3 separate regions of the Mus musculus genome follow, and regions 1 and 3 are each linked to region 2. A link is a loop called in an ENCODE intact Hi-C map of the cell type or tissue named here. Cell type or tissue: heart. All regions are shown on one strand.

The links. Hi-C counts contacts between places; a loop is a spot of excess contacts. Peaks named below come from ENCODE experiments on the same cell type or tissue, not always from the same donor. Only the 100,000 strongest peaks of a DNase experiment are listed, where the experiment ranks them.
Region 1: a loop joins it to region 2, with 2.3 times the contacts of the local background. A loop is called at or near these places in 14 of 42 quality-filtered maps.
Region 3: a loop joins it to region 2, with 8 times the contacts of the local background. A loop is called at or near these places in 23 of 42 quality-filtered maps.

Annotation. Positions count from the first base shown.
Region 1 is chr3:96,323,127-96,331,126 of GRCm38, forward strand. Gm24830 (a small nuclear RNA gene) reads left to right here and starts at 5,299; the gene lies at 5,299-5,464. In heart, a CTCF peak has its summit at 4,083 (motif pointing right); a DNase peak (open chromatin) is centred at 5,105; H3K4me3 peaks cover 1,897 bases; H3K27ac peaks cover 579 bases; H3K27me3 peaks cover 4,438 bases.
Region 2 is chr3:96,436,948-96,444,947 of GRCm38, forward strand. It overlaps BC107364 (cDNA sequence BC107364), which reads right to left. Exons shown (of 4, transcript NM_001256181.1): 2 at 5,096-5,220; 3 at 3,762-3,915. The coding sequence starts at 5,204. Among named protein-coding and RNA genes, the nearest start is that of n-THgtg2, 5.0 kb to the left of the region's middle. In heart, a CTCF peak has its summit at 3,802 (motif pointing left); a DNase peak (open chromatin) is centred at 3,844; H3K4me3 peaks cover 875 bases; H3K27ac peaks cover 490 bases; H3K27me3 peaks cover 5,868 bases.
Region 3 is chr3:96,280,204-96,288,203 of GRCm38, forward strand. Fcgr1 (Fc receptor, IgG, high affinity I) reads right to left here. Exons shown (of 6, transcript NM_010186.5): 4 at 6,781-7,029; 5 at 5,606-5,890; 6 at 2,706-4,416. The coding sequence ends at 4,073. Among named protein-coding and RNA genes, the nearest start is that of Fcgr1, 9.8 kb to the right of the region's middle. In heart, CTCF peaks have their summits at 4,491 and 7,409 (motif pointing left); no DNase peak of the experiment used is centred here; H3K4me3 peaks cover 1,226 bases; H3K27ac peaks cover 458 bases; H3K27me3 peaks cover 4,227 bases.

The sequences.
Region 1 (8,000 bases), 110 kb before region 2:
AGTTGTAGAAGTATTTCTGAGAGTCTGAGCCCTAGGCTTACAAATGCTATGCATCAGAGACTATAGTATATGTGCTTCTAAGCAATCAACCTTATAACATAACTTTCCATAAATGTGAAACCGATTTATTTTATTAAATAAAAAAAAAATCTTCACACTCCTGATAGTGTGGTAAACTACAAACTATAGAAATACATCCAGGAATGGCGTGGTTGTTTTTCTGTGAAGTGAGAAGGACCTCTCCCTGTCTGGTCATCAGATGACATCTCCAAGACATTTTGTACATTTGTGATTATTTCTCTGGTGACCTGGTCAACCAGGGCTAGAGGGGCCGGTCAGAATGACTTCTTAAAGAGCTCTGTGCCCAGCATCTTCCCCCAAGGAGAAAAACCTCGCTCGCTGACCCCTGATGTTTGTGCCTCCTCTCTGTCTGCTGTGGGCAACAGGAGAGAATTAGTAGAATGTACCCTGTTCTTCAGTATTTTCCAGAAGGATGGAGCAGACTTCCACCTAGCTACATGTTGATCAATCAATATGTAATTTAAGATATTGGTTCACATCATTGTGGCAAATCAAAAGTTAAAGGTATGAATCCCAGCAAATGAGTCCTGTAAGAATTTTGGTTTAGGTAGGTCTTCTAGAACAAGTAACGTAGTGTTATAATTATCTTATATAATAAATACAATTGACTCCCTCTTTGGGAAGGTCCACCTGTTTTTATTAAGTCCTTCAGCTGATTGGATAAAACCCATTCACATTCTGCTTCACTTAGCATTTACCAATGTAAAAGCTGATCTCATTTCAAATACACTCTTGCCTAGTCTACATAGTAAGTTCAGGATGGCCAGGACTATGTAGAGGACCCCTGTCTTAAAAACAAACAAGAGCCGGGCGTGGTGGCGCACGCCTTTAATCCCAGCACTTGGGAGGCAGAGGAATGTGGATCTCTGAGTTCGAGGCCAGCCTGGTCTACAAAGTGAGTTCCAGGACAGCCAGGGCTATACAGAGAAACCCTGTCTCGAAAAAACAAACAAACAAACAAAAACAAAACAAAAAACAAACAAACCTAAGGAAGTAATTTAATTGAATATACCTTTGCCAAAACATCTAGCATCATGCTGGACCAAAAATGTTTATACGATGACCTAGACAGTCTAGCTGGCTATGATATTGTCTTTATGTTATCCCTCAATTGGAGGGAGTGCTGTTTCTATATGAATTCTCTATCTGAGACAGATGATAGTCAATAGACTCCCACACCTTTTGACACCCTGTGCAGAAACAGCCACACCAAATTTATTCCTTTATCTGTTGATTATTTGAGTTCATTTTCATTACTTTTTTTTTTGGAGTCAAGGTTTCTCTTTGTAACCCTGACTGTCCTAAAACTCACTCTATAGACCAGACTGGTCTTAAACGAAGAGATTCTCCTGTCTCTGCCTCCTGAGTGCTGGGATCAAAGGTGTGCACCACCCCTCTCCCCAAGCCTTTGGGTTTTCAACTCTAAGAGCAGTTATTAGACAATGACTTTTTATCTCTACCTGTATACTGCAGATTCTTTTTCTCCCATCAGTGGTGTACATACGGATTTCTGGTTTGATTTTATGAAATGAACATCTAGGGATGCTCTTTCTGCTGAGCAGTGGCTAGCAGTGTTCCTTTCTCTGTTAGGTGACACATGACAGCTAAAGGCAATCTATGGGTCTGTTTGGATTGGCAGTTGATTTGTTCTGAGGTATTTGTTAAGTTTTGATTTTGGTATTTCCTGGTATTTGACTCTGTTGTGTAGAAAGAAAAGTGATTCACATTTTATCTGATAAAAATTCTAGGGGCCCATTAGGTGTCATTCATATATATATATATAACACGAACACTCTCCAGTCACACTCTTCTCCCTTAAGAAGACTAGCTTCAATACAGCCCTCTACCTGAAGGTGATCTTAGAGGGGAGAGTGCCCCTGGCTTCCAATAGCTACTACACTAGTACAGTGAAGTTCCCAAGTGTTTGAATAACTTTACAATAGTTTAAAGTGGGCTGCAGGAAGGAGGGAAGAGAGACTCTGTCACTATATGGCAGTGAGTGAATATAAGGTCTGCCTCAGGCATTCCCCAGAGAATAAAATGAGAGCTTCTGGCAGCTATGGAAGGAGCAAAGAATTAACAAGCATTTGTTATTTAATTACAATTCGTTAATTTGTTAATTAATTACAATTTGAGCAAAGGTTTAGTTACTAGTACAATTAGTTCTCTCAAAGTACTTATTAATTTTAAGGGGTTTTGTTGGAGGAATATAAATTAGTTTCTGAGTGAAGATAGCTTACTTTTAAAAGTTTTTTCATGACCTGGCAGACCTATTGCTTCCAGGTTTTTCATAGCGGGGCAGAGGCACTGCTTAGAGGGGAGGTGTGTCAGAACAAGACTTTATTCCATGATGTGGAAGCAAAAAAGAGAGAAAAAGAATGAGGTTGAGATCCAGTGTTCCCATCAAGGGGTGGATCTCCAGTGGCCTCATCTCCATTTACCTCTCCCATAAACCAAAGCTAGAGACTAAGACCAAGACTGATTTTGGAGGTAGGGCTTCTCTATGTACCTCTGTCTGTCCTGGAACTCATATCACCATGCCTGCCTGAGACTAAGACTTTTTAACATGGAGCCTTTGAGAGACACTTAAGGTTTGAACTACCATGAGTAATCAAACCACTTTCTGATGATCACAGAATCAGTAGCCGCCTGGACCATGGACACAGCCACCTAGGCAGCAGTCTAATGTCTAAAATAGAAAGTAGTTTCTCTTTCTTGCTATGCTGAGAATAAAACCCAGAGCTTTGTACTTAACAAGTAGCCTGTGGTGGTTTGAATGGGTATGGCCCCCATAGTTTCACGTGTTTGAATGCTTGGCCCATAGGGAGAGGTCTCATTGGAGTAGGTGTGGCCTTGTTGGAGGAAGTGTGTCACTGTGGAGGTAGGCTTTGAGATCTTTGGTCAAGCTCTGCCCAGTGTGACACACAGTCTCCTTCTGCTGCCTGTGGATCAAGACGTAGAGCTCTCAGCTCCTTCTCCAGCACCATGTCTGCCTGCACACCAGCATGCTTCCTGCCATGATGATAATGGACTAAACCTCTGAAATTGTGAGCCAGCCTTAATTAAGTGCTTTCTTTTATCAGAGTCTCTGTGGTCAGGATGTCTCATCATGGCAATGGAAACCCTAAGGCATACCCTACCCACCATCTCACTCTGGAATCCAAGCAACCTCAAACTCATAGACTTACTGCCTTCACTTCAGAAGGCTGAGATTAGAGTGTGCACCTCGATGCTTAGCTTCTCTTCAGAACCTAATGTGGGCCAGTCCCCCTTCAACCGTGTACAATAAACGGGCTAAGTTTCCAGGCTTCTGGCATGTCTCCACCAGCACCCTGCCCATCTGATCCCAGCTCTTCTGTATGCCTGTCTGTCATTTCTTTGATCCCAAAGCTGTGCTGATTGCAGTAGTGGGCCAGGCTGACCTCAAACTCAAAGATCTGTATGCCTCTGCCTCCCGAGTGCTGGGAAGACCTGCACCACCACACTCAGCTCTATCCATAACTCTTCATTTCACCAGTTTTTAGTGTACTAGAATTTCTGCTCTGGTTCATAATTCTTTTTCATATTTATTTTTACTATTTATTTGTGAGTGTCTGTTAGGTGCACATGCCTGCAAGTTCCCACGGAGGACTGGTGCTGGGTCCTCTGGAGCTGTGGGTGTAAGTGCTGGGCACTGAACTAAACTCTGGTCCTCTGCAAGAGCAGCAAGCACTCTTAACAACTGTGCCACCTGTTTGGCCCCAGCTTATTCTGAAAGAACGTAATAGATCTCTCGCTCTTTTCCCCTAAATAACAAAACAGCTCAAGTATTAAGACACTCCACAGGTTATCTCATCAAGCAATAGTAAAATTGTCTAAGTGAAGTTGCCCTTTACTGGTTAACTGAATGCTAATTCTATTTAGATGGTTTATAAAATAAAATAAAATAAAATAAAATAAAATAAAATAAAATAAAATAAAATAAAAAAAGCAAGAGTGCTCTGTCGGCAGGTACCCATGCATGCCAGAAGAGGGCATCAGATCCATTTGTCAGGAGCATGTCTTTGCTGGTTCTCTGAGCAGATGTTCTATAACCGCTTTGCCATCCCACCAGCATTTGTTTAGTAGTTAACTGTGCAAACGAAAGGACTTAATTGGATCAACTAGTTAATCAAAAGCTCCTTGGGCACGGACGTGGTCTCCCATGCCTTTAATCCCAGAACTAGGCGGGCAGAGGGAAGAGAATCTTTTGAGTTAGAGAGAGCAGCCTGGTCTACAGAGGCAGTTCCAGGACAGCCAGGGCTACCTAGAGAAACCTTGACTTCAAAAACAAAACAAACAAATAAACAAAAGCCTGGTGTGGAGGCGCACACCTTTAATTGCACCACTGGAGAAGCAGAGGCAGGAGAATCAAGGCCAGAGTTCAAGGCCAGACTGGTCTATATAATGAACTCCAGCATGGGGGGCGGGGGGGGGGGGGATGTTGAGAGACCCTGGGGGAGGGGGAGGGGGAGGGGGAGAGGGAGGCGCTCCAGAGAGGGCTTATTGGGTGCCCAGGTCCAGGAACCCAGACTTGGGTAACCCCACATACCAATGTCCCTACCCAGTGTCAGTATCGTGATGTTTCTGTAGAAGAAAACCCAGAAAATAACAGGTAAATACATCAAGAGCCTTTTAAAGTACAGCGGCGGAGACCCGCGGCAGGCAGGCAGGTTGGAGCGGCGCAGGGAGACCCCTGCGGTAGGGCTGGCTCCTGTGCTGCCCGACTCCTGTGCTCCGACTTGGAGAAGACGGGCGTCCGTTCGTCCATACCCAAAAGAGTCGGCCACAAGGATGTTGGCACCTGGGGGTGGGCCACGAGCGGCCAGTTAGGGGTAAGAGACGGTGCAAGGTGACTTGTCCCTGGTCCTTCACCGCTCCAGCACTGCGCAAGTGAGAAAGTCCAACAGGCCCCGGGATCGGGCGGCGAAAGGAAGGGGCGTGATGTCACTCCTGGGTGGCTGACGGGGCGGGGTGTATGCAGATGAGGGTCGCGCAGGGGCTGCGGCGTCCGCAGCGGCCGGGGAAACGCGAGAGATTTCTCGCGCGGCGTAGGAGAGAACGCGGGTCGCCAGATATCAGCGGAGCGCCGAGACGGCATGTGCGACGAGGGAGACCCGAGATAGGGCGGGGCTAAGTGACCGTGTGTTAAGAGTGCAGGGGCGGCGGGTGTGAGCCGGGGCCGGGCGCTAGGAGAGCATACTTACCTGGCAGGGGAGATACCATGATCACGAAGGTGGTTTTCCCAGGGCGAGGCTCACCCATTGCACTTTGGGGTGTGCTGACCCCTGCGATTTCCCCAAATGCGGGAAACTCGACTGCATAATTTGTGGTAGTGGGGGAGCTGCGTTCGCGCGCTCCCCTGGTATTTGGTAGTCTAAAAGTAAGGTACTTAATTCTCCTTTTGCATACATATACTATGTCCCTTGTGTTTTGAGAACTCTGGGGCTTGGCTTGCAACTTGAGTAATTTTGTTTATACTTATTTCAACTTAAAAGAAACACGCAATCCTAGATACTTCCTCCTCTCAGCTCTTGATATACATAAGTATACTGTAGCTGAGTCAGATCTCATTAAGAACTTGCTGAGATTTGAACTCAGGAGCTTGCCGTCAGTGTTCTTAACCGCCGAGCCACCTTACCTGCATGCATCCTTCTTTTCAAGCAAGCTTTTGTTAACAAAATGCCTCACCTGCCGACCAGGCTATATCAGATCTTAGAGGAGGGACTAGAAAAGGGGAATGACGGAGTCTGCGACTCAGTCTGAGGAAGGAGTTTCTCCCATGTTTTTCTTATAACAGGCAAGATGGCGGTCGCACACTTGTTTTTTGTTTTTTGGAAACAGGGTTTCTCTGTGTAGCCTTGGCTATCCCGAAACTCTGTAGACCTTCTGTCCTCAAACTCACAGAGGGTTTGCTAACTTTAGGCTGTGACTATCTGGAGGTGAGGGGGAAGAACGCTATGATGGGCATTTTCTGCACCCACTATAACATGTGCACTCGATTCCCTGAGGAGGGAAGGCCGAACGTCAGGACTTCACTCATTCAGAGTTTCCTCTGATCCCACAACTCGCTCTGTGTTTTCTCTAAGTTAACAGGGTGAGCTGTATATCACATGTACTCTTGGCAACTTCTTCCATTTTTAGTAAGTATTATGTGCGGCAAAGAGGAAGATGATCTCTCAGAGACTGGTGGGAATGGAGGTGGACACACACATTTATTGAGTGCTATATTTCCATCAAACTTAAAGCAAATTTTCATATCACAACTTCGAGTAATTTAATTCTGTAGCTGACATTTTACTAATGATAACAGAATATAAACAGCTTAAGTAAATTGCCAGCTACTGTGTAGTTTGTTAGTGCAGAATCAAGATTTAGGTCCAGAACTGTATCCCTGACCCCTCCCATATCCCCCCACTGGCCTTGTAGCCCAAGGATGGATTGATCTCCTGATATCCTGATTCAGAAGAACACCACCACATCCAGCTTTAAGATTGGCATTTATTTCTATCTCTAGGAAAGGGCTTAGCGAGTAAAATCCATTAAATTAGTTTTCGTTTTTTCAACAAATACATATAAATACATGTGGAATGTTTTATGTGGCAGACATGTGTAGTCATTTATAGGTAAATAAGGCGATCCTTTTCAAGCAAAGATACTCAACACTATGTAAACATCTCACTTAAGAGCATTTGTCTCCGGGTGTGGTGGCGCACGCCTTTAATCCCAGCACTCGGGAGGCAGAGGCAGGTGGATTTCTGAGTCCGAGGCCAGCCTGGTCCTCAAAGTGAGTTCCAGGACAGCCAGGGATATACAGAGAAACCCTGTCTCGAAAAAACAAAAAAGAGCATTTGAAATTGGTATGTGTTATTCATTACCTGAAAACTAAGACTAAATAATAAACCCAAATAATGATATCCAGGATAATGGCTAAGTGCACCAAAGCTCAGAATCGATCTCACAGGCACACCAACCAGACACACGCCCTTAACAAAGAACATTACTATGTCTAGAGTGTCCACAAGTGGCAGAGGTTGTTACTTTGTCAGGGACACATCTCACAACTGACCTCTAAGGTCACAACACAGAAGAGACACTAACAATGCAGGGAGAGACCTGGGTGAGGAGGAGGGGAGACCTTGGAGACCTCAGAAACCCTTAAAGGAGTCTGAAGGATGAAGGATCTTAGACAACCTGGATAGGTGCAGCAAGGTTTGACTCCGAGAGCCTGACTGATCTCCAAGCCTTATGCACGATGCACCTGCACTCTTCCAGTCCTGGCCACTCATTTTTCTTGCGGTCCTGTGAAAAATCCAAGAAGACACCTCTGTTTTCCTCCAATCCTTTTCTTTCAATTGTCTATCAACTTTTGTCTACACAATGCCCCCTTTCGTGAACTCTTTAATTTTGAGCAAAGGCTGGAAGAGGCACTGGAGATCTGTTTAACACCAGACTCTAGATTTACCCTGGAGGTCGCTGAATTGTCCTATTGTTACCTGTTTCCTTTGATCTTGTGGGTCTGTTGTCTAGAACCAGGCAGAGGTTGGATGGGGTACCATTTGAGCGGCTCCTGTCTGAGGCAGAACTGCAGACTGCCGCCATTCCAGCCTGCAGGGCCTCTTGCCAAGTCTCTATGGAATCTGCAGGGTGGCCGAGGCAAGTAGGCGCACCTGACTCTGTGGTCTTTGGGCGCCCATTGCCCTTCCTGCTTCTGTACCAGAATGGACATCTGCCCCCTTTGTCTTGTCTTTCTTGTACTCCCCAAAAGATCTAGATGCGACTGATGGTCTAGATGGGTGTGGGAAGATAGACTGTGAAAGATGGGAGAGAAAAGTCAACATTTCACCATTTAAAGCTACCAGGAAGTCTCTGGCTACGGAGGATGACAGGTGGGGTCTCTC
Region 2 (8,000 bases):
TGGTCTGCAGAATCTTTCTACCTTCCACTCTAGAGCAGAAAAAAAGGTTTGTGGGCCAGAAGACTCCCTTGCTTACAGGAAAGAGTCCCTGCATCCAGTGCTAAACTTACCAGATCGCACACGATAGCAAAATCTAGCCTCAAAATTCCCGTGTAACCACAATGTTGTGATAATTTCTTACCTCAATAGCCTGTATAAAAAACACACAACCCAGTTGTGAGATTTGTAAGCTATATATCTAGATTGGGCAGATCTATCACTGTACTAATTTATTCCCCAGCTATGAGACCCCTTGCTACCCGCAGCCTCTCCAGGTCATGTGGTTCTGCTCCATATTGGCTTCCACGTCCTCTTTCTCTGTCCTTTCTCCTTCTCTCTCTTCACCTGCCACACTGTCTGAGACCTCCAGTCCCACCATTCCTTCCCACTGCCCAATCACAGGCTCTAGCCCTTATCTGACCAGTTAGAATGGGGAGAAGGTTTGCACGAGATCACTTGAGCGCATGCTCTAGCCCTTGACATGGGCAGCCCCTCTTGAGGGCGCAGAATTAACATCAGAATACAAACAGCACCAGGGCAATCCACAACATTCCCCCTTTTTGTTCAATAAAAAGGCTCCTTTTCCCCCTCAGATATAAGTGGGACACAACCATAACAATTATGCAAATTATAAAGTATAAGGTACACTAAACACCCAGTCCATCAATTTTGTCGATTAGATAAAGCACTCTACCATCTGTCCTAACTTAAAGACTCTACAGTTCTATACCTGACGTATGTTCTGATTTTAACTTCTATACCATCTGAAAACCATTCTTTCAAATCTACACCATCTTCCTCAATGCTAAACAACTTAAGTTTGATTGTCAGAACTAAGCTGTCAATTACCCTGCACATGTGTCCTTTCCTAAACAGTACTTTTTATCTGAGGATGAATTATTCTTGCCCAGTGGCTACCTTGCCACTGCTAGAACAACTCCATGTGGAGGTTATAATGCTCAATAACTTTCTGATCCACGAAGGGGGTACTGTCAGGAGCTGACAATGTCTCACAGTCAAATGATCCTTAGTAATGAAATAACATTAAGTGTCATATTCTGTGGATTTTGATGTTTTTGAAGACTATGTAAAGTATATCTGAACTGTTAAACCTTAACTACTCTTAGCTGTTTCTATTTGAATAATATTGAAGAAACTTTATTATAATTAAATCAGAATCTAATATAACCATGAGTTTACTATCTGGTCCTTGTAACCATGAGTTTACTATCTGACCCTTAACTTCTCTTACTGAATAATCCTAAAGAGTTTGTAATAGCAGCTATAGAAAGACTGGGTCACAGCCTTGTATTCTTAAGTGAGTTGCAGAGGCACAATGCCTATCTAAGAGTAACAATATTAATTTCAAATTTTATATCAATATACAAAGATTTATACCAATGAAAACCTTAAGTCTCTATCAATATATATATAAATTCTATACCAATGTAAGAAACTAAAACTTCAATTTTGCATCAATATAAGGATTTCTACCAATGTAAGATTATGGCTATACAATGCTTTGTTTAAGAGCAAATTTAATATCTTATCTCTATCTATTTCTCTAATTTTTCTAATATTACTATATTCTCCCTTTTTCTTTCCACCCCCTCCCTTTACCTAAGAAGAAAAAAGAAGAAAGGAAAGGTAGAAATCCCTGAGTCTAAGGCCTCAAGTTTCCTCCCTGTCCGAAGTTACAATATTTGTCAGTTACCCCTTAAAATGACAACATACCTGTTATTCATAAAATAGCCAGATCATCTACTCCAACCTAAGAGCCTGGGATAATGATCTTCTTTTGCTTGCTTCTAGCTGAATTGGGGTGAAGATTCCCTTCTGGGGACCCAAAGGGAAATAGGAAAATTGATTTTGTCAAAGGAGGACATCATTTGCCTTAGCTGAAGTCCTGACTGAAACAGTCTGAAGGGCTGGCTGGGTGAGCTACCTGTTCTGGAAATGTCCTGGAAGCAAGTCTTTAGAGGAAACAGCTTCGATGTAATTGAGGTAGAATCAAGCAAGGAGCTGGAATGGAAGGTCCCAGATTCTTAGCACCCCAGAGAGTAAATCTTCTCAGGGCTGTCTCTCTCCTCTTTCATTCTGCATTATACAAACCTTACAAGCAGCACATGGCTCTGTAAAGACATTCATATGGAACGTGCAGGGTGCACAGATCAGTTAAGGAAGACCAATAAAGAAAGTCAACTGTCTTTCTTTACATGTTAGTTTGATCACATAATCAAACTACAACATAAATTTCCATTCTTTCAATCTGAAAGGATGGTATGTAGTAATAAGTCAAGAGAATGTTGTATTCAATAAGTATTATTGGCTGTATGTAGACGTTTAAGTCTCACTAGTCCCCAGAGTGTCTCTGTGTACAGAGGCATACACCTCACTTATCTTGTTGATCTTGTCAATCTTTCTCTTCTTGTCTGTAGCCAAGGTCTTCAGCCTGCACGTCTATCTCAGCAAAGCAACCTTCACCAAGCAGCTGCTCTGTGGAAATCTCTCTACCCCGGCTCGATTTTGTCTTGCTATCTCCTTTGCCTCTTCTCTCCACCATGAGAACCATTGTAAATGTGACGCAGGTTTTAGTATTGCCTTTGCCATATCCTTCCAGTCTTGGGGGATTACTCTATTTTTAATAGCCCAAGAAGTCAGGATTTGTTTTGTTTTACAAATGGCAGATGTATTCCAAAATTAGTGACACTTTCCTTAAATGTCCTCCGGTCTAACAGACCCACACGTTGCCATTCGAGTTCCCGACAGTTCTGTGAAGGACCATCGTGTGCTGTTCTTTGCTGTGTGCTAACCGGATGAACTAAAGTCTGGTTTCTATCAACCTTTGGTTGGTTTTCTCCAATGTTATCTTCTGTCTCTACCTGAGTATTTTCCCTGATATTTTAAGTTCCTCCTATTCCATAAGTTCCTGTTCTTTCTGTCCAAAGTTCTGCTTCCACATTCTCATTTTTTCTTCATTATAATTCTGGTATTCTGCTGTCTACTTTATTTTGATTGATTGATTTTAAAAGGTTCTCCAAGCCTTGCTTCCAATCCTCATTATTTTCTCTCTGCCTCTCAGTCTGACCTGTGAGCTGCTGCATCCTTTCTTCTAGCGTCTTTTCCAGTCCGTCTCCCACCTTCATTTTGTTCTCTCTGTCACTTACTATGACCTGTCAATGTCAGTGACTTTAATTCTAGCATTCCCTCTAAGCCATGTTGCCATTGTCAGGCCTTAAAATTCTCTCTCTGTTGCTCATGCTGCTCTGTAAACTCCTGTACCTTCTGTTCTAGGCCCTGCTTCCGTGATTCTAACTTCTCTTCGTGTTGTAATTCTGATATTGCAGCATCTACCATATTTTTATTTACTAGTGTTAGTAAATTATCCTCTAGACTCTGTTTCCAAATTTTATCGCTATCTCTTTGTGGTTCAGTCTGATTTGTAAATTTCTGCATCTTTTGTTCTAGCATCTTTTCCAGTTCCTCTCTGCAACCTTCAATTTTCTCTCTCTGTCGCCTATCTTGACCTATAAATCCTGTACCTTTAGTTCCTCTAATTCCTTTTCTAAGCTCGTAATTGTTTATTTAGGGCCCTGTCTTTTTGAGAAGACATGATAAACCATGATAGTAACCATGTCATAATGATAATTGACAGTGTGTCGATTTCCTTTAAATCCATCCCTGTCAAACTGTTCAAAATATCAATTTATAATTCTTATTACCTGATCCAGAGCTTCTTGTACCTCTGTCTCCCTCTGCTGTTCGCTTTGGGACACTGCAGTTCGCTTCTGTGAGGTCCTGTCTTTGTTTGGGTCAAGGACGCGGATTTCAGGTGGTTGGGGCAGTCGGTCTGGTTGTCCGGTTTTCTGTTTAGACCTGGAAGACACGGGGAAGCAAACGGGGAAGGCTGCTTGGGCGGAGATGCCTGCTGTGCTTTTGAGAAGGCTATTTCGCAGGCAGTCGCGCCCCAGGGTCCTTAGTCCTTCTTTAGTTTCAGGGAACCCCAACTGTTGTGATGCTAGCGCTGCCTAAATCCCAGCTCTGGCTGGGGTGCCGCCTCTGGTTGCTAGGGTTTGCTTAGGGCTTGGGGAGGCAGCGTTTAATTTACACAGTGCCGCAGCTTTAGACCGCAGCCCTAGCTGTTTATATTGGGGGGACGGGGGTGGGAGGCGGGGGTCTTTTATTTCAAGTTAGTTAGGTTCTAAGCCCGACGTAGGGGTGCCAACTGTTTCGTGGATTTCTTACCCCAATAAACCCGTATAAAAACACACACACAAACCAGTTATTATATTTATAAGCTATATGTCTAGAATGGGCATTATACTTATTCTCCAGCTATGAGACGTCTTGCTACCTGCAGCTTCTACAGGCCATGTGGTTCTGTTCCCTATTAGCTTTCTCCTTCCCATCTCCTGTCTCTTCACCTGGCACACTAAGACCTCCAGACCCATCTTCCTTGTGGGGCTGTGTCCTCGCTGCTGCTATGGCAAGCAGAGTTACCCAGCAGGGGAGAGAGACTCCATGGTCGGGATACACTGTGCTTGGGGTGTGCTGACCCCTGCGATTTCCCCAAACTCTCACACCTGAGCCTGTTCATAGAGTTCAAAAGTTGTATTTCTTTTCCTTTGGAAACGTTTGTGTGTGCGTTGTAGCTTCGTGGCTGTTTATATCAGATACAGTGCATGCATGTTTATTTTAATTTACTATAGTTTTGTATACTGGTTTCTTTGCATAACCTGGGACACTGAAGAGCTGTTAAGGGAGAGAAAAGTGGTAACTATGTAGTGTACGTTTTCAAAAAAATTCCTTAGCCACGATTAAGGATTAAATTCAGAAAAGTGCAGCGATTGTTGTTTTTGCTTTTCTAATGCTAGGTACTGAACTGGTAAACCCATAGTCTTCGCTGACTGTCATCTGAGGAGTGGCCTATTTGTCAAGTCTTTAATTCTTTGAAATGACGTCTTGATCAGTTATAAATGAATGAGAAAACCCCTAAGATTAGAAGTCTGGAGTTTTTGTTTCAGTGTTGTTTCTTAAAACCATAGAGCACACTTACAGGCGAGTAACTCAAATTCTGGGTTGAATTTCTCCTTTCCTCGGCTCCTGTTTTGAAGTCTCACACCACCAAGCCTGGGCTTAGCTGCCAGCACAAACCTTCTCAGCATGGTTTGAAATGAGTCCCTGGCAATTGAAAGAACAGGGAAAGAGTCACTAGGAGACAATTCCTCTTTTGTTTCCTCTCCAAACAAATGCTGTTAACTTTTGTTCTTTAAAATCTAACCTTACAATTTTATTGTTTTTGTGAAAAATCAACTTAGAACCTGGTCACTTGGCCCTTTCTCTTCTTGTCACCTCCCAGTTCAAGCTGCTTGTATCTCTTAACACAGTGTGCCAGGGTTCTCTTAGATCTACAGTGGGGTTCTGAACGCGATCTTCTTTGTAAGCCTTTTTTTTTTTTTTTTTAAATATGCTTTGTTCCCTGTCACAAGGACACTAATCCTTGCCCTTCCTGTGCTGTCACTGCGTGGAGCTGGTGCCTGCCCAGTTCTTGCAGACAGCTGGGTGAGTTTTAGGAAAGTTCAGCACAGCTGGTGGTGTGCTATCCAGTCAGAAGCCATTACATTTCTGTGAAAATCCTTAACATTCATGTGAATGTTATGAGCAGGATAATCACCATGGTTCTCTGCATGTTCTTAGAAGCCAGGATGGCTAGGTTCATAGTCCAGGTTTCATTCCACATTCATAAACAGACCCTGAACCAAAGGTTGAGTTATTTCTGTGTCTCCTTTCCCCTATCTGCCATCCCAGGCGTCCTGGAGTTCACAAGGCTTGTGTTTATAAAGGGGTTGGGGTTTTGTTATGTTTGGCTTGTTTTATTTGGAAGAGAAGAATGTTCCGATACTCTGTACTAGGAACGGAACTGTGTGCCCTCTACCACTGGACTATCCTACCCGCACTTGTCACTTTTCATTTGTACACACAGTAATTCACTACGTTGCCTAGGCAGGCCTTGAACCACCTGCCCCAGCCTCCGTAGCAGTTCGGATCATAGACCTGAACAGTCAGATATCTCTGTGTTTTGTTTTGTTTTTATAAATATGGGTTCAATACAGAACAGAGCCCCTGCCCTCCCTCCCCCCACCCCCCATTGGTGACATCTGCTATAACTGAAGCCCCACATTAAAACCAGGAAACCCCACAGGCCAGACTGCAGGTCTGAATCAATCCTCATTCACTGTTTGATATGTTTCTAGACATGCATGAATGTATGTGGGCATCCTGCTGCTTCACCTATAAAAATGTCCTCAAAGGCATTACCACCTCTCACTGACTGCTGGGTGCTGTTACCTGTGACCAAAAAACTCTTTCCCTAAGGAGTAGGTTTCTGTATATATCTCACACTCTGAGGCCTTCAGCTCAAGCAGAAATGTGAGGCCACTTAGCAAAGATGTGCCCAGAAACAGGCAGGACACTAGTACTGTGCACTCTAACGAGGCTCACAGAAGGCTGGAAGGAAGCACCCACCCAGAAAACCTGATGTAGCAGAGAAGGCCAGTGAGTGGGAGGGGCCTCGGAAACCAGTTCTCAGCAGGTCAGGGGGCTGCAGGCAGGTAGTCTTGAGAGTCCCCATCCCCAGATCTTCAGCTCCCTTTCTGGTTCACCATTCCACTCTCTGGGTTTCTATTCCCACCCCAGGTCTCCTTCACTCTTCTTATGACTCTCTATCCCCCTCTGTCTTGTCAGGTCTCTTCCTCCTTCCCCTTTAAGTCCTCTCTCTCTCTCTCTCTCTGCCTCTGTCTCTGTCTCTGTCTCTCTCTCTCTGACTCTGTCTCTCTCTCTCTCTCCTGTTCGCTACTCTTGGAGCCAGATGCTATCTCTCAGTATCTGAGCCTTGCTCTCACCTAACCCTCTGCAGAGTCCAGGTTGATGGTCACCAATTGGGTCCCTAAACATCCTCCTTCCAACTGGGAACCTGTTTCATGTACCACAATATCAAGAACTAAAGGGGGGCAGATTGCCAAGTACCAGTTGCCCCTGCTCTATGCCTGAATCTCTCCCTGTCCTTCTCAATTCTTTGTCTACCCCACTCTTCCACCTACGCTCTCCCATAGATGCCATGGCTCCCTAGAATCCTGACCAATAGCCGCCTGTTTCCATCCCATTGCCGTTTCAATACTGGCTCTGCTTCTTTCCCAACACTTTTGATGGCTACTGTCCCATGTGTGTGAGACTTACTCTTCTTCTGTTGCTGTGATAAAACACCATGTCCAAGCACAAATTACAAAAGAAAGGATCATTCTGGCTTACGGTTGGTTCTACAGTGAGAGTTTGTAACAGTGAGGCAGGCATGGCAAAAGGTGGCCACAGCCAGAGGCTGACAAGTCACACCTCTAGCCAAACACAAGCAGCAGAGGAGGGGGGGGGAGGAGGAGGGAGGGGGAGGGGGAGGGGGAGGTGGAGATGGAGGGAAAGGGAGAGGGAGAGGGAGGGGGAGAGTTAAAAGTGAGCTGAGGCTATAGCCTCTTAAAGTCCACCTCCAGTTGTACACATCCTCCAACAAAGTTCCTTATACCAATGGTCCCATGACTTCCCCACACAGTGGGACCAAGTGTTCAGATACATCAAACTACCACACCCTGCCCTACCTGGTAGGGTGCACATGCATTTCATCCCAGCACTCAGGAGACAGAAAGGTAGGACTGATATGTGAGATGGAAACAGGAATAACATACCTTGCAGGTTAAGGTTTCTGTTTGCAATCAAGACAGTTAAGAATAAGGTCTTGCTTGTTTTAAGTTGTTTTGCAAGTAAAGGTTTTTATTTGTAAGTGAGAAGTTACTGTTTTCCCTGTGTTAAGTCCTTGCAAAGTAAGGTTTCTATTTGTAATTAAGAATATGTTACCGTGTCACCGCCACTAACTGTAGGTCAGCTCTGTGGTGTGGGGTCCCAGTGGAGGGCAG
Region 3 (8,000 bases), 160 kb before region 2:
ATTTGATCATTCAGAAATATCGAGCTTGCTTTCTGGTACAAAATAGCATCAGATGTGAATGTTTTTGGTTGGCTGGGTGGGTGGGTGGGTGGGTGGGTTTTTTGTTGGGTTTTGGATCTTCATGGCAGCTTACAACTGTCTGTAACCTCAGCCCTCGGGGATCTGACACTCTCACACAGACACAGACAGACAGACATGCAGGCAAAATCCCAACGTACATAAAAATAATAAATTATTTTAAAAAATAAAATAAATGGCTCATTGGATAAAAGCACTTGCCACACAAGCATGAAGGCTGGAGTTTGAATCCCTAGAACCCATGGAGAGGCAGACATAGAGGTGAGCGTCTATATTTCCCACTTCCTACACTAAGGCATTAGTGGAGAGAGTGAGTCTCCAGAATACCTCACGTGTGTGGGGGCAAACAACAGAGACCCTGTGAGAACCTGCAGCAAAGGGTGTGCGCACGCCCACACTCACACCCACACACACATCCACCTTACAGACTCACTGAAGAAAGGAATTGTCAGTCCAGGGAGAAGGGTCAATGGGTAAAGTGCTTGCTATACTGAGTTCATGCTTCCACCTAAAAGACTGGCATGGCAAGGCTTGTCTGTAACCCATGTCTGTAACCCCGGTGGTACAAGGACAGGGGTTATCCTGGAGGAGGCGCTGCTGGCCAGCTCTAGGTTGAGTGGGAGCCGCGGTCTAGAAAGATCAGGTGGAGAGTGATTGGAAATGACACTGGAAAGCAACTTCTGGTCTTTGACACACAAAGATGAACACACCTGTGCACACACACACACATATGTGCACACACTTACACTAAATGTATAAACAGTCCCTAAAAGTTTTATTTGAGCAAAGGGATCTTGTAAGACTCCAAAGGCTTTATAAATAGTCATTTAATTGTCTCATACTTTCTGAAAATGGGCTATGAGTGTTTGAGATGCAAAGCCACTTATGGGAATGAACACCGGTGTACCACAGCAAAGACGAAAGACAGGACCGCAGGGGGATCAAACTTCAGACTACTTTGGGAAAGATCTTTTGTTAACTGAAGTCCCTAGGAAAAAAGCCACTCCCATGATAGCTGTCTACAAAACTAGCTGGCTGTGGAGAACTAGAACATTAGATGGGAGCCAAAATCATCTTGGGCTCTTGGCCTGTTAGCCATCCATTGCCTGTGATCTAACTGTGGTGGTTTGAATATGCCTGGAACAGGGAGTGGCATTATTTGGAAGTGTGGCCTTGTTGGAGTGGGTGTGCCATCCAACTCCCTCATCCCAGCTGCTTGGAAGTCAGTCTTATAGCGTCCCTCAGATGAAGTAGAACGCTCCACTCCTCCTGGACCATGCCTGCCCAGATGCTGCCAGGCTTCTGCCTTGATGATAATGGACCAAACCTCTGAACTCATAAGCCAGTCCCAATTAAATGTTGTTCTTATAAGAGTTGCCTCGGTCATAGTGTCTGTTCACAGCTGTAAAACCTTAGACATAACATCTCTGTGACAAATACATAAATCCTTTAGAAGGGTGCAGTGGCTATTCCTGGTTGTCAAATTGACTACATCTGCAATGGACTACAATCCAGAATTGGAGGGCTCACCTGTGATCTAGATCTTGAGGCTGAAAGACACAAGTTTCTGACCTAGATCTTGACATGGAGATCTTGAGGCCATGAAAATCTTAGACCCAGGCAAAGTAGTACATGCCTTTAATTCCAGAAGACTGAAGCAAGCAGATCTCTGAGTTCAAGGTCAGCCAAGGACAAAGCAAGTCCCAGATCCAAAAGCGGTGGTACACACCTTTAATCTGGGCCACACCTTCTGCTGGAGGCCCACATAGGGAGATTGGAAGAAGGAAGACTCACTCTTCACCAGCTTGCACTTACTTGCCAGCACCTGTTGGAACCTACTTCTACAGAAGACCAGCTGAAACAGCTAGCCTGGTGGGACCAAGCAACTACTAGATTCTCAGACTTCCCATTCACAGCTGCCCATTGTTAGGTTACTTGGACTATAGACTGTAAGTCATTACAAGAAATTCCCTCAATATAGAGACAATCCATACATTCTGTAACCTTTGAGAACCCTGACTTATACAAAAGGCACAGAGTCCTAGCTCCCACAAATCCAAAGGCTATGCCCGTCATCACACAGCATGAGACCTATAGCAGAGAGCTCTTCACTTCACTGTGATCTGCCGCCCCTTCACCCAACTGGCACCGCATCGAATCATGGAATTTGGAGAGTCCTAAGATTGTATTCCCAGGCCCTGCTCACCCAGACTGGTTCCACGATAAACTACCTCTCATCCCTTTTGAGACAAGAGCTGTGGTTTTGTAAGGCTATTTAAAAAAAAAAAAAAGATTTATGCTTATCTATGTGTCCGTGTGTCGAATGTGTGCTCATCGGAGCTACAGGTGGTTATTGTTAAGAGCTGCCAGCGTGGGTGCTGGGAATTCAGGTCCTCTGGAAGAGCAGTGCAAATGGAAACAGCCCGCATAGGCTCATATGTTTGAATGTTTGGTTTCCAGTTGATGGATTGTTTAGGAAGGATTAGGAGATGTGGTCTTGTTGGAGGAGGTGTGTCGCTGGGGACCAGGCTTTGAGGTTTCAAAAGCCCAGGCCAGGCCCATGTTTGTCTCTCCCCCTACCCCCTCCCTGCCTCCATTTGTCAATAAGATGTAAACTCTCAGCTACTGCAGTTATAATTTATTTTTTAATTGTTCTTGTTCATATGTCTGTGTCTGCATGCCCTGCACATGTGGGTGCTTGAAAGAGATCAGAAGACGACATCTGGACTTACAAGCAGTTACAAAAAGTGAACTCAGGTCCTCTGGAAGAGCAGGAAGTGTTCTTAACCCCTGATCATCTCTCCAGCTCCCACACTGTTTTTGACAGTTTCTGCATGCATTGTACAACAGAGTGTATCTCCTCCTGTGACTGTGGTCCATTATCCCGGTCCCTCTCATGCCTATTGGTCCCTGGTTATAAAGGTCCCAATATACCTTGCTAATGTTCACATCCAGGGAGGCTCAGGCTATGCCACACCCACTCTGCAGACTGGGACCTCTAGCACGGCAGACCCTAGAGTTCCAGGGATGTGAAGCTCCAAGACCTTCAGGGGATCCTTAGGAGTGACAGTAAGTGGAGACATGATCTACTCCTTGTTTCTAGAATTCGGTCTTCCTGCGTGGTCTAAGGGCATTTGTGACACCCATGTAAGCCGTGCCTTCCAATAGGGACGCTTTGGGCCAGTGTTCCCGCCCCACACTCCAGCTTACAGGTGGTACAGGCTGGAGAAAGCTCTCACCACCCAATGAGAGCACCTGAGGGTGCTGTCTGCTTGTCAGATAATGATAGAGCTAAAAGCCTTTGTACCATAGCTCTGCTAAGACACCACATGCAGGCTGCCTGAAAAGGCCCCTAGAGTGTGGGAGTTTGGGGGTGGGGGTATCTGGACCTGAGGGAGGTTAGATGGATGGATTACTGCTGACACTTCACTCTTTAGCTGCCGCCACTATGTCCTTTGAGGGTCGTGGGCAGCAAATCTGGGGAGGGTGCATGAAGAGAGACGGTAGGAAGGAGAGCACAAATTCCGATGCTCTCAGGATGACCACCGGGTCTTAGCCAGCTTTAGCCCAGGCTATGGAGCTGTCTGTATCAGCGTCTGCTCCCCTGACACGCAGGCCGTCCCTGGGGAGGCCTTTCCCTGAACCCATCCACCCTGTGAGGGGATGGCACAGCTGTCCCTTCTGGGCAGGAATCTCACCCCTGCTCTGGTTCCGCAAGTCTCAGACTGGAGTCTTCCAGAGCTGGGTCCTGTCCGGGGCGGCCTGGAGGGGGATGGGCGGGGGGGGGGAGTCCTGTGGGATTCACTTCCTGTTTCCCTGCTCCATAAGGTCAAACATTCGACAACCCCCGCTGTGACCTGACTCCATGTGTTGCAAGATCCCTTTGGTATAGGTCTCCTTTCAAATGTCTGATTACCCAGCTTGTCTCAGCCGGATCCAGTCTGTATATTTGCTTTATTTAAGAGTTGCATGCCATGGTCCCACAGTTTCAGGGTCAACTTTGGGAAGTTTGTGCCCCAGTACTGTCACTGGGAGGAAGGGGTTCAGGCTGCTCGGGTCCACAGTCACCCACTGAGCTTCGAGGTCCATCGGGCGCTTCTTTTGGTGTGGTCTGGCTCGCAGTGGCTGTTACTTCTTCATACACGCCATCGCTTCTAACTTGCTGAAAGGAATTTGCTTTCTTTCCCTGCTCAGAAACCAAAGGGACTTCTAAGTTGTATTTCTTCTCTCTCTGCAGCCTGTGTATTTTCACATAGAGAACCGTGTTCAACGAAAACATTATTCCCACTGACAGATAAAACAGGATGTGAAACCAGACAGGAGCTGATGACTGGGGACCTGAAACAGAGAAAAAATCCTTTAGACATCGGAGAGACCCAGCCAAGTTACATTTGGAAGAAAAGGAGCCAATAAGCCCTCTAGGTGGAGCAAGCGCCTTGGGAATGTCACTCCTGAACTTAGAGACCATGGTTAGTTCTGTGTCTTTAATGCTTGAAGCAGGTTTGAGGACTTTTCCCTGCCAGAGTCTTGGTTCTGGGCTTATGAACCCTTCACTCCAGTCAGATATAGGCAGCAGACTATGTTGTATAAGGACAATGTAAAGCCATATGTAAGTTCATCAAATCAAAAGGTGCATCCTTGTCCTGACTTGTTTCATGTCAACTTGACACGAGCCAGAGTCATCTTAAAAGAGAGACCCTCAATTGAGAAAATGCTTCCATAAAACCCAGCTAGTTTCTTTTCTTTTAAAGATTTGTTTATTTTATTATTGTACTTATTTTATATATATGACGAGTACACTGTAGCTGTCTTCAGACACACCAGAAGAGGGCATCAGGTCCCATTACAGATGGTTGTGAACCACCATGTGTTTCCTGGGAATTGAAATTAGAACCTCTGGAAGAGCAGTCAACGCTCTTAACCACTGAGCCATCTGTCCAGCTCCCAGCTAGTTTCTTAATTAGTGACTGATAGGGAAAGGCCCAGCTCATTGTGGGTAAGGTGGGCTGGCGGTCCTGGGTTCTGTAAGAAAGCAGGCTGAACAAGTCACGATGAGCAAGCCAGTAAGCAGCACTCCTCCATGACCTCTGTCAGCTCCTGCCTGCAAGTTCCTGTCCTATTTGAGTTCCTGTCCTGACTTCCTTCTATGATGAACTGTGCTGTAAAAGTGTAAGCCAAATAAAACCTTTCCTCCCCAACTTGCTTGTGGTCATGGTGTTTCATCACAGCAATAGAGATCCTAAGACAATCCTAGTGTCTTCTGTAGTGAGTGGGGGTAGCAAAGGAGATTAAAGAGAGGGATGCAGGACAAAATGAAGGAAACCATCAGGAGGGAAAATAAGATAAAGGAAAGGAATAAAGAAAGGAAAACGTGAGAGACAGGGAGGAAGGAGAAGAGAGAAGAAATTCAGGGAAGGCTGGAGGGTGACTGCAGTTCTGAAGGAGGCGTAGAGTGTTCCTCTTCCAGGCTGGACTACAAACCCCTGAGTGAGCCTGGGGGTTGGGAGAACACTTCCCTTGTACTCACCAAGCACTTGGAGCTCCAACTCAGGGCTGCGCTTAAGGACACTGCTGTCCTCCGTGGCTACCTCACACCAGTAGAATCCAGCATCTTCTCTTTCCGCCCTTGCTATATGGTACTCTGAGGATGTGTTCCTGTACTCCAGGATCTTGCTGCCCACGTAGAAGGAGAAGTGAAGCTGTAAGCCGGGTCTCTGCAGGAGCAAATTCGTCTCACAGTTCAGGGTGACCAGACTCCCCTCCGGGAAGGGAGATGACACGGATGCTCTCAGCACTGGCGTGGTAAACAGCTCTAAAGAGAAAGTTGACAAGGGACAGGGTATTCACTCTGTCACTGTTCTTTTCATGAGACTCCCTCCCCTTTCTCCTCAAGAGAATGGGTCTCCCCCATTGCCAGCAGAGAGGCATGATTTCTAAAAGCCGTGACTGTGGCCTCCAGCAGAGGGGCTTCTCATTGCAAAAGCGAGCTTCGCTGCATGGCTCTATTTATTACGAAGCCATAGAGCCTCAGGTTAGTAGCCACCCCAAGTCAGCACTAAGATGCACTTGCCAGCTAGGTAGGTCATTCATTACTTGTGCTACTCAAAAGAGAATCTGGGACAAGAGTTTCCTCCCCACAGAAATAAACTATTTTTAGGACGGGAACACCTCGCCAGTGAACAAGAGGATGAGAAAGGTAAGCTGTGGAGAGAACAAAGACCTTGAATAACTTGAGCAGAGAAAACTGCTTTACAGATGCTTAAAGAGAAGTGGGCCCAGAGACGACACATGTCCCTGACATATAAACACAAAATATAACTGGTTCCTAATGCCTTTCTGGTTTTTATTTCTATGGAAATTTCATGAGATTTAACTGGATTAAAGAAAAAAACAAACAACAACAACAAAAAACAACAAACTCTTGACTAATTTGAGTCCCTGGCTTTAGGGCTAAAATAAGTTGATGAAGGGACAGTCACTATCCCCTGACTGTGACACTGTTGGGCCATTGTAGATCTGCAAAGAGCAATGGGTTGCGACACTAAACCCAGCCAATGGTCATTGAGTGGTCTTTGGGGAGGCTGCTTGCCTCGTCGTAGGACTCAGCTTCCTCCTTTGTAAGTTTAAGTGAGGACCGTGGATGCTTTTGTAGTGGCTCTTCCGGTCCTTACAACTGTAACTCTTGCTATCTAGACTGGATACCTTTCACCGTGATGGACACTCCTGCAGATGTGTAGCGGTGTCTTCCCGTGCCTGAGCAGTGGTAGATGCCGCTGTGACTCAGGTTGGTTTTCAGAATGGCGACCTCCGAATCTGAAGAAAACTGAAAGGATTTTCCATTTCTATAGAAAACCACATTGTACACCAGTTTATTCTTCCATCCGTGACACCTCAAGGCCAGGGGTTCTCCTTCTGTGAGGACTCTGCGGGAGGCCTGGAGTAGCAGCCAATCTGAAAAGTGAGGGCCCACAGTGTTTGCAACAGTATGAGGAAGTATGAGGCCGCCAAATCTTGGCCCTGGAGATTTTTATATCTTTTACTTGAAACATCCCAACCCCAATCTCCACTATGGCCCACACCTGTCTCGCTCTCAAAGCTCTCCTCTTCCGTGAAAGAAAATCGACTTTTGCCAGCAGCTGTGCACACTAGCGCCCTCTATTGTCCCTTCTCAGCAGCTGTGCACACTAGCGCCCTCTATTGCCCCTTCTCAGCAGCTGTGCACACTAGCGCCCTCTATTGTCCCTTCTCAGCAGCTGTGCACACTAGCGCCCTCTATTGCCCCTTCTCAGCAGCTGTGCACACTAGCGCCCTCTATTGCCCCTTCTCAGCAGCTGTGCACACTAGCGCCCTCTATCGTCCCTTCTCAATAGCTGTTCACATTAGGCCCCTCTTACATCGTCCCTTCTCAGGGCTCAGAAGTTGGTTGGTACAAAGTTTACTTTGCATGATAGAAAGAATTCTTAGATGACCCCCAGAGAATCATACCTAGGCCCTTGACTGTGATGAATGCCTATGATTGGCTTCTATAGCCAAGAAACTATGACAAAGGCCAGGTGCACATTTGCTCTATCTGGCTCTTCCTCAGCAGGCTAGATGGAGACGTTCCTGGTGACCTTGAGGCAGTAAGCTGCCACAATGTGACACATAACCTGTGAGGGTTACATGGCAAGGGCTTCTGGTCATGTGGTCCCCCAGTGGACAGCCAATTAGAAAACGAGGACACTAGACCTGTAATCCTGAGGAATTGAATTCTGCCAATGATTTTGTAAATGTGAAGAGAGACCCAAAAGGAACACAGTAAACACTCTACAGCAAATCGATGGAAACTGAAACATAATAATGTGTATGGTTGTGGCAATCTGTTATGATGAAGTAGAAAGTGGTGTGCTGTAACTGCTGAGCCCCTGTTAGTAAAGATGAGG